Linked DNA regions of Homo sapiens: region 1 is linked to region 2. Evidence: read pairs that join two places in POLR2A ChIA-PET (ENCODE). Cell type or tissue: endothelial cell of umbilical vein. All regions are shown on one strand. Each heading gives the region's core, and the rest is flanking DNA. Links, peaks and the distances in the headings are about the cores only.

Region 1 (5,388 bases), core at 151-5,150, 1.1 Mb after region 2:
CAGGCTGGAGTGCAATGGTGCGATCTCAGCTCACCACAACCTCTGTCTCCCGGGTTCAAGCAATTCTCCTGCCTCAGCCTCCCGAGTAGCTGGGATTACAGGCATGCACTACCACACCTGGCTAATTGTGTATTTTTAGTAGAGACGGGGTTTCTCCATGTTGGTCAGGCTGGTCTCAAACTCCTGGCCTCAGGTGATCCACCCACCTTGGCTTCCCAAAACGCTGGGATTACAGACCTGAGCCACCGCGCCCGGCCTTAAAGACCTTTTTTAAAATTAGATGAGAGATAAAACAACAAAATAAAAACAGTAAACATTAAATAGGATTCCAGCCATCGTCAGAGAGATCACAATCTCTGAGGGAAAAAAGAGCAAGCAATACGGCAGAGCCTATTACTAGTGTTCAACTAACTAGCAATTGCTCTTAGAATTCAAAGAAATGGTACAACAGAAAACTTGTGTTTTAGGTCAATTTCCTGTGAAACAGACCCTGAGGTAGGATGTGCATTATGAAAGTGCTTTAAAATAAACTGCTAAAGGAATGGGGAAAGCCAGACCAGAACGGGGAAGAAGTCAAGCCAGGGTAATATCTCAACATCTCACAGAAGATTGCTTCAGCCTGATCCTCCACAGGATGTTTGCAATATAAGTTAACACCTCAGAGATTGTCCTGGGGCAAAGGAAATGGGCTTCCAAGCTTCTGCACCAGTCACCCATTGGCCACGGTCCTCTCTGGGAAGCGAGCTCTTAGGCACTACAGCTCTCTGCGGGAGTCTCTGGACGTGTAGACAAAGAGGCTGCGGTAGCCTGGGCAGTCCTTCAAAGAAAGTTCCAGGTGCCTGTGGTCACAGGGAAGTGCATACTGAGCCCAAGAAAACACAGAGAAGTGCTAAAGGGAGCTGAGGGCATCTAAGCAAAGCATCAAGGTCTGCTCTGTTGGAGAAAGTTCCACTGAAGGAGCTGGCTCTTCACCTGTACTGAGCCTTAAAGGATAGGCAGAATTGGTATAGACATGGAGGAGAAAGTATTTTATAGAATCTACAATTCTAAGACTAATTCTAAAAGTAGCAGAATCCTCCAGGTGCTCTAGAATGATAGTAAGTTATAACCTAGGCTCTTAGTTCTATTTCCAGTCCCAAGGAGGAATCCTGAGTTCATCTCTTATTTAAGTTATTAAACACAATCATTTGTCTTTAGATAAGAGGTGATAGGAGGTTAAAAAAAACCATATGCTTCTTCCAAATTTTAGCAATGCTATTATTCATCCATTCTGGTTCTAAAATACAGATACTGCATAAAACCCTGGCCTCAATCCTAAATAAAAAGGAAGCCTGGTGGGAAGAGGATGAGACCTACCTAAGTGTTTTGTACTCCCTATTCTATTATCATCCTCCCTAAGTTGCAGAATTTGGAAACCATTTCAAATAAAAGCTATTTAGTACTGTGTCTCTTTTTCTCTTTTTTCAGTAGAATTTATCACCAACAAGCAAAGTGCAGTAATAGCTTTTTCTCCTATGCACGCTTTAGGATGTAGTCTAACTTTATCTGGAGTTGGGCATAAAGGCATAAATCATTAAGCCCCTGCTGGCCGGATCAAGAGCCTATCTTTCAGAAAAATCAAGTGTCTAGGGGCTGCCACTCAGAGAAACTCTATTTTCTGGCTCTCCATCAGGGTTACAGACACCTCTCCCCAAGGATTCATCAACCGCCAAACAAAGAGGAAGGCAGGTCAATGACACCAAAATCTGCAGCTTCAGCAGCTTCTGAAGTTCCTGACCAAAAAAAAAAAAAAAGAGCGAGAGAGAGAGAAAGAGAGACAGTGTGAAAAAAAAAAAATCTTAAAGGAACTTTAACAAACCATCTCAGAATTCATAGTTTACATTCTGGAAAGGAGGCTTTCAGAGTCCTACAGCATACAAGCTTCTCGTGATAAAATAATGGGCTACCAAGCAGGCACTGGTCTTTATTGTTTTATTAGCTAGTGCCTAGTTATGTGTGCTTAAAAAAAATCATTTTAACAAAAGGGTTTCTTCATGATTTTTTTTTTTTTTGAGCTGGAGTTTCGCTCTTGTTGCCCAGGCTGGAGTGCAATGGCGCGATCTCAGCTCACCGCAATCTCCACCTCCCAGGTTCAAGCGATTCTTCTGCCTCAGCCTCCTGAGTAGCTGGGATTGACAGGCATGTGCCACCACGCTCAGTTAATTTTGTATTTTTAGTAGAGACAGGGTTTCACCATGTTAGTCAGGCTGGTCGTGAACTCCAAACCTCAGGTGATCTGCCCACCTTGGCCTCCCAAAGTGCTGGGATCACAGGCGTGAGTCACCATACCCAGCCTCATATCTTTTATCATGTTAACATAACTTATATGTGGATAAACCAAACTAATAGATTCCCATTTATCGAATACAGGCACTGCCTTCCAGTTGAATAATCATGTTTCAGTTTGTCCTTGGGTGCTCTTATACTTTGGCACCAACAATTTATACTACAAAATTATGGAATTCCAATTCAGATCAGTAACCATTGCTTTTAGGATTGTTGTTTATTTTATAGGGAAGGAAGCTGATATTCAGAGAGGTTGAATAAACCTCTACCGGGCCACGCAAAGCCTATTGTAGAAGAAACCCAGTCACCTGTCTTCCTATCCAAAGCTTTTCTAGTTATACCACAGTTCAACTAAAAAGGTTAGAGACAAGTTTAAACTCTAAAGATTCTTTGGAGGGCAAAACAACACAATGAAACTCAGATAGATAGAAAGCAGAACTCTTTATTACTCACAGCTCCTAAAGAGAGAAGGCTGCCAGGCAGGGCCACACAGGAAGTTAGACAGAGGAAGCACAACAGCAAGCTGGAGCTGTGAGAGGCAGCTTAAGAGGGCTTCCTGTGAATGGACTAATTTGAACAATTCCTGGGACTCAGGCTCCAGGGCAGAGGACCTGCCCTAGTTGTTTGGTATTTGGCCCTGGGGTAATTAGGGCAGGTGCATAGTAGCCTATGCACATGAGAGCTCCAGGAAAGAAATGACTAGGTTATGGATGCAGCCTTGTCAGACAAGAACTAACTAGCCTTTAGCCATGGCCTTAAAACTGGGTATAAAACATCTTCCAAAATTTTTTTACAAATAGTTATTAATAAATAGTGTTAGCCCTATGCCTATAAATACTCAGAGAAAAGCTGTGAAAAGACAAAACAAAATAAAAACAATAAAGCAATATGGTTAATCAAAGACCGGGAGTTGAGTCCTTCTGCCACTCATTTGCTCTGTGATTTCAGCCAAGTTAGCCACCTTCCCTGTACTTCAGGTTCTTTAGCTGTGAATCAGGAATTCACATAATTTACAGGACTATTGTGGAAATTTAATGTAATAGTGCATATTAACAAACACACATATTTCATATGTTTATATAAAATATAAAGTTGTAAACAAAGGAATTTTCACCCCAATGATAGATTTCATACAAATATAATGATATCAAGGTATTTTTAAAGGACTGCATTCTTATCACTACAGATATACACAGCCTTCTAGCTCTCAGGGAGTATCTTTTTACTACCAAATAGAGCTATAAATTGTGGATTCTTGATATAATAGATCAAGATAGCTCCTTCCCATGTGTTATGTTCTACTGCCTTAAAATAATAAACTGCCAAGACAATATCATGCATCATATTAGAGGCAGATTATTCAGTGAAACTCCCAAGGAGAGGAACTTGCAGCTCACAGACACTAGGTTTCATCCTTTGTTATCTCATCCTCCTTCACAATATCCTAAGTTTTACAGAGTAAGAAAAACCTTAACTTATAATAATCAGAAAAAATATGATTCATAAAAATACTTCCAAATTCTTAGAAACACAAAACTTTAAAATTATCAGTGGTAAAAGTAATATAAAAATAAATCATTCTGGACTTAGAAGAACTATCTTTTGGGCAAAGATTTATAAGGGAGATCAAGACATGGGAGTCTGAATATAAAACATTCAGAATTCTCTTCCAGACACTCATAAGTTCTCATTTCTCAGTTCGTGTTTCTCAGGAAGCACAGTTCTTTTGATGTCAATAAAAGAGACTCAAATTGGTCTGGCTCTGTCGCCCAGGCTGGAGTGCTCACTGCAAGCTCTGCCTCCCGGGTTCACGCCATTCTCCTGCCTCGGCCTCCCAAGTAGCTGGGACTACAGGCACCCGCCACCACGCCCTGCTAATTTTTGTATTTTTAGTAGAGACGGGTTTCACCGTGGTCTCCATCTCCTGACCTCGTGATCCGCCCACCTCGGCCTCCCAGAGTGCTGGGATTACAGGCGTGAGCCACCACACCTGGATGATTTTTTATCATTAAAGTTTCTTCCCTCATCAGAAATGGGTGGTCTAGAGAAAACTCCCCAAGGAAGGAAGGGACCTATCAGTTACAGCCCTTACTAGATTCTCATATGTGTCCAAAAAGAGCTGTTTGGAAAGAACTCAAAAGTTTCCAAGAGACAGAACTCTTCTCTTGTAACCTTTCTCTATGGAAACAAGACACAGGTGAATTATTCAACTACATATTTTTCAAAGCATTATAGAGTGTGTGTGTATGTGTATTTCTTTTTCTTTCTTTCTTTCTTTTCTTTTTTTTTTTTGAGGCAGAATCTTGCTCTGTCTCTCAGGCTGGAGTGTGGTGCCACGTGAGCTCACTGCAACCTCTGTCTCCCAGGTTCAAGTGATTCTCCTACCTCAGCCTCCCCAGTAGCTGGGATTACAGACACCCATCCCCACGCCTGGCTAATTTTTATATTTTTAGTGGAGACAGGGTTTCGCCAAGTTGGCCAGGCTGGTCTTGAACTCCTGACCTCTAGTGATCCACCCACCTCGGCCTCCCAAAGTGCTGGGATTACTGGGGTGAGCCACTGTGCCCAGTCTCCTAGATTGTATATTTTTAAATGCTTTGTACTTTTGAAATGCTATAGCCTGCAGAGTCCACTTTCAGAAGAGTATCATATATAATGAAGCCCAGCCCAAACAGAAATTTCTTATCGTTACTCACAAATCTCAGATATTTAGAGGGTCCAATTGCAAGTGTATACAAACTCTCACAGTGTGTTTTCTTGGACACTCTGTTACCTTAACATTCCTAGGAGCCTCTTACTATCCTACTCCAAGTGCATCTGATTTCTTAGCACTATTCTGTGTACTAAGACCTCCCCTCGTATCTCAGTGGCCAAAACTAGGTTACATGTCCACCATAAATCAGTCACGAGTGAAGGGACTTAGACCACCACACTGGGCTTAGACAAGTTAGGATTTACTGCTGAATCATATGGAGAGTGCTGGACAATGAATGCATCCAATTCTAAAATAGCCATGATATAGGAACTCAACAGGGTATGTTAGCATTACCATTTCTTGAGTAG
Region 2 (5,388 bases), core at 54-5,053:
CCAGTTAGAAAACCTGAAATTTTTAGAGCTGAACTCATAATGCCCTTTTTTCTCTCCAAAACCACCTATCCCAATTGTATCTTGCCCAATGAATAGCAACTAAAAAACTGGTTGTTCAATTTATCTTCTGGAAAATAACCTTGAAAAGTGCTTTGTTTTCACCTAGCTCCCCACATTCCATCCCTTAGGTGTATCTCCTACTTCCGTTGCCACCACAGAGGCTTAGAACCTGCAACACTGTGATAGCTGTCTGATTACTCCCTTAGTCTAGCCTGTCTACCATTTTCCTGACAGATGACCCTTCTTAAAATAGAAATCTAAGCATGCCTTTCCTTTGCTTAAAATACTTCTTAAATTTTAGACTGAAATACTACAATTACCTTTGAGATAAATTCCAATCTTTTAAACTACACTTCAAAATGTTTTTATAATTTAGCCTCTACCTAAATCTCCAATCTCATTTTTCATTTTAATTATAATGCTGGAGCCAAATACCTGCACTTCTTTACTTTTGAGATGTATGTATGTGCTTCCCATCATCACAGAATCTTAGAAACTTTTATTTATCCTGGGTATATCCTATTTTCTTTTTGAGAATTCACGCAAGTATTACTTCTTTTAGGAATATCTTACTGCAATTTCCAGCTACAATGTAATACAATTTTTTTTCCTGTTTGACAGCAAATTCTAAGTTAACTGCCATAAATGGCAATATTCAGAAAAGAAGCAATTATGATTATATTCAAAAGAACTGAATAGTGCCAGTACTTTTATCATAAGTTTAGAAGATTTTAGAAGATCAGTTAGGAAATAGTCTAGTCTAAATTTTTTCTGCCATTCATTCTCCATGTTTGTTATGTTTTCTTCTTAAATTTTCATGAATAAAGTAAATATTGTTTTATTCAATATCACTATGTCATTTAAATACAATTTTTAGAACATGATAATGCAATTATCTATTTACCATGGTAATAACATTGATAACATGATATGGGCCCAGATATTGACTATGTCATTTATAATTTTAATAGTTAAATTTTACAAAGCAAGGAGAACAAGAGTGAAATAAGAATATTGCTTGAAAAGTTTATATATAGATACCAGAATCATATGTAATTCAATAAATAATTCAGACATAATATTTCTTTCTTTTCCTTTTTTTTTTTTTTTTCTTGAGACGGGGTCTCACTCTGTTGCCCAGACTGGAATGCAGTGTTGGGATCCTGGCTCACTGCAACCTCCGCCTCCTGGGTTCAAACGATTCTCCTGCCTCAGCCTCCCAAGTAGCTGAGACTACAGGCATGCGTCACCACACTCGGCTAATTTTTGTATTGTTAGTAGAGACAGGGTTTCACTATGTTGGCCAGGCTGGTCTTGAACTCCTGACCTCAAGTGATACACCTGCCTCGGCCTCCCAAAGTGCTGGGATTACAAGCATGAGCCACTGCACCCGGCCAGAAATAATATTTCTAATAAAGTTACATGATGGCCAGTGAACTGTTCCACATGAGCATACAGCCATGACAGGTTTAGAGCAAACTAGAAGCCTGAGCATGCAGTGAGTGTTTACTACTGCTGTTTGATAAAGTCTACAATAAAATAAATTTGAATCAGTTACTATATAATTTTACTCCATTATAATGAAGCATACTAGTAGGCTGTTTGCAAAAATAATAATTCATAATACTGAATTTTTTTGTTTTTTAATTCTTCTTATTTTGTTATACCTGCGACATGAAGAATATGCATCACTATTGGACATAAATTTTAATCATCACAGAATACAGTAAATGATAAGAACCTTGAACTAGTAAATGGCTGTGTTTCTCTTGACCAGGATATTCTATATCTTAATGATGACAATAGTTTCCTAACTACATGCTGTGAATGTGACTCCACTAGCTCCCTTACCCTGTCCCTATTTGGCTCCTGCAAAAGCAAAATATTGATTATTCTTCTGCTTTCCTGATTCAATCAGAATTTTATTCTAAGGCACGTAGGCTGTTTTTTAAACAAATATAAGACTTAAAATAAAAAATATATAATTACTATATGTTATTATAAAGTGGGAGGGCCAGTGAGATAAGATGACAGAACTCAAAAGAAAGTGTAGGAAGCTGGGAATGGGTTTTACTGCATCACCCAGAATGCTCCCAAGAAGTATCACCAAATCTCCATATTAAAGAATATACTGAACGCAGATGAGTGCTGATATTCAAGGCCGTAGCAATTTGCAGGTAGAGTTTTTGCAGGAATAATCTGAAGTTTATATAAAATATAATTTGGGGAGCATTTCTATGGTTCTTGTTCATTGTTCCACTTTGCAGTATGACTAACACAAATGACTAGAAAACAAGCAGGAAGTCCTACTTCCTAGGCAAAACTCTTAACAAAGAGCCTAAAACCTATTCTGAAAGCAAACAGCATCCCAAGTGCATAAATTGAGCCAAGAAAAAGGATTATGGAGAAGACTATACTTTAGCAGGCACATAAACATCAGAGAGCTGGGCTATATACACATAGTTGTGCTTATCTATATATGTCATAAAGGGTCTTACCTTCTGTAAATGAACAGTTTTACATAATGGTATAATAAACGAAGAGAAAAAGAAAGATGAAAATAAAAAGAAAGTGGAAGTAGATAAGAAAGAAGGCAGGAATGGAGGGAGAAAAAAGGTAGAAAGGAAGCTTTGTTAAAAGACTTCTGACTTGCAAAAAGGGTGAAGAGAGTGGATAATGGTGATATATGACATTTCAATGAAAAACTTTGCTGTCTGTAATTTTTTTTATTAAAGAGTGACAATACTCTTCCTCATTTGTGCAAAGGGAAAAAAAAAAGAATGGAAAAAGCTAACTCCTGTTCTGACCATGACAGCGTATATACTTGAGTGTGACTGATGCCTTGGAAAAGGCATGGGGTAATGAGAGTTACGACATTGATTAAAAGAAGCAGAAGGAATTGGCTGGACAACGGCAGTGAAAAGCAATAAGGCAGTGCTGAAAAACTACCAAAAGCTTCATTCATTTATTAATCTATTCATTCATTCATCCAATTGTACAAAGTAATAAGGCAGGCATGGTCACTTTCCTCAAGGAGTCAGTGTCAGAAGGAGACATAAAAGAAATCATCCCTAAAGTAACCAGTTTCATTTTGTGAATCTACAATGGTAAAGTACATATACAAAAGAGACAAAATGACTCGGGATCAGGAAAATACATGTTTCCTCAGGTTCTCGATGAAAGGCTGAATATCTCCACCACGGTTGTGTTCTAAGAACAGGGATACATGGTGAAAATAAAAGTCTAAAAATACAATATCTGACAACCAGTGCTGGAGGCAGAGTGAGGATTTTCTTAAACTCATAGAGTTCAGAGAATATAAACAGCTTGGCTCCTCCTTCAAAACATATGAACCAAGTTCTTACAGTCTTGAAATAACTGAAATTCATAAACCTACATAAATAACAATTATGCATAATCAAACAGGTTTAACTTCAGAAATGAAGTGAATCACTGGGCAACTACAACAAGCTAGCAATTTTGAGACCAGCTGTTTCTCATAAAAGTGGAACTGTAATTTGGATAACAGAACATAGGCAGAATGAAGACACTGTGTTTCCCTTTGAGTAATTGCTTTTGTTACTAATAGAAAAGAACACATTCTCTTATCCTGAAGTAGCATTACAATATGTGGCAGCCTCTAACTAAATCAGAGAGGAATAATTAAGAGGATATATAACAATTTGATGTATTAACTTCTAGAAGACCATTGTACTTGAGGAAGCCAATAAATAATATTTTGAAAGGTAAGGGCACATATAATTAAACGTAACTGAAAAGATAAAATAACCAATTCTCATACTGCTACACCTAAACTTTCAAGCTTGCATCTATAAATATGAAGCAGAGTGTAGTTGTTTATGCAAGTGTCAGAGTTTCTTGAAGGATAGGTTTTAGTTATTAATAAATCATAACATATGAGAGGGACATAATGTAATATCTAGGCTAAGAAATTCTATAGCCATAAGAACTCTCACCTGCCTTGGAAAGTAAATAGCTCTGGGGAGCCATATGCGGCCAAAGGAAGCCACAACTTTTCTTACTCTATACATAATTTCAGCATTTAACCTTGTATTGGTTGATCTATCTGGTTGTGTGTGTCTTTTATTTATATCATACTATGGAGCTTAGCAAGAGTAAGAACTATAGCTTCTCTCTGTTGCCATCTATAGCTCACAGCACTTAGTATCCAGCAGGTGCTCAAGTAATATTATTGATAGTTATGCCATACTGATGTGTATTTGACCTTGCATGCCTCAGGTAAATCACAATATTCTGCTTTTTGTTTATGTTTTCTTCTTTTCTTCAAAGAGTTTCTCCCAGAGAAAGTCAGGATTATCAGTTGGGTTTCCACATCGACCTATGCCTAAAGTTGACACTGCATATTTAATAGTTTGTTTGCAAATACTTGTGGGTCAAGCACTAGCCTCCCATGTTTTGGTGGGTGAAAGATGAATAGGCTATGACCACAAAGAGCTTAAAGTCCAAAAGGGTTAGTTGTCTATTAATCTCGATGACACTCAAAATCCAGTAAATTTTGAAGGGCAATGTATGTGAATGACAAGGAAGGTATTCCAGGTAATAGTGTCACAACACACAAATGAAAGAAGTGAGTCTGTCTTACAAACAGTGGACTCAGCATAAATATACACTACAGTACACATGTATTCTAACTATTCTAAGTAACTTTATTTAGAATAGTAACAGATTCAGGTTTTTATACAGGAAATAACTACAGCCTTGGCGTTTGGGAAACTTGGTTCTCGTTCTGACTCCCCACATGTAGCTGCATATCTAGTTCTATGTTTACTCATCTGTGATAAGCAGTGGGCTAACAAACTCTCAGTTCTTTTCAGTTTTAATATTATATGTTTATGATTAGATTAGGTGGCTGATGGGGGGTGGCAGGTGAATGATGGCATCAATCTTCAGTGGCAGAGAGAAAAGTAACATTAAAAATATAAAATCTGACCAGCATGGTGCCTCATGCCTGTAATCCCAGCACTTTGGGAGGTCGAGGTGGGTGGGTCACTTGAGGTCAGGAGTTTGAGACCAACCTGTCCAAAATAACAAAACCCCGTCTCTACTAAAAAAAAAAAAAAAAAAAAAAAAAAAAAAAATTAGTCGGATGTGTTGGCATCCACCTGTAATCCCAGCTAATCAGAAGGCTGAGGCAGGAGAATCACTTGAATCCAGGTGGCAGAGGTTGCTGTGAGCCGAGATCGCTCCACTGCACTCCAGCCTCGGTGACAGAGCAAAGCTCCATCTAAATAAAAATAAAATTAAAATAAAATCTGAAGTGCAAGAATTGATTTAGAAGGAAATCTC

What was found. ChIA-PET counts read pairs that join two places held together with the same protein. Peaks named below come from ENCODE experiments on the same cell type or tissue, not always from the same donor. Only the 100,000 strongest peaks of a DNase experiment are listed, where the experiment ranks them.
Region 1: POLR2A ChIA-PET joins it to region 2 with 5 read pairs; 1 of 35 experiments calls an interaction of 5 or more read pairs at or near these places.

What each region holds. Positions count from the first base shown.
Region 1 is chr13:59,357,455-59,362,842 of GRCh38, forward strand. No RefSeq gene overlaps it. Among named protein-coding and RNA genes, the nearest start is that of DIAPH3-AS1, 650 kb to the right of the region's middle. In endothelial cell of umbilical vein, for the core only: no CTCF peak of the experiment used is centred there; a DNase peak (open chromatin) is centred at 2,807.
Region 2 is chr13:58,294,253-58,299,640 of GRCh38, forward strand. No RefSeq gene overlaps it. Among named protein-coding and RNA genes, the nearest start is that of LINC00374, 64 kb to the left of the region's middle. In endothelial cell of umbilical vein, for the core only: no CTCF peak of the experiment used is centred there; a DNase peak (open chromatin) is centred at 2,439; H3K27ac peaks cover 241 bases.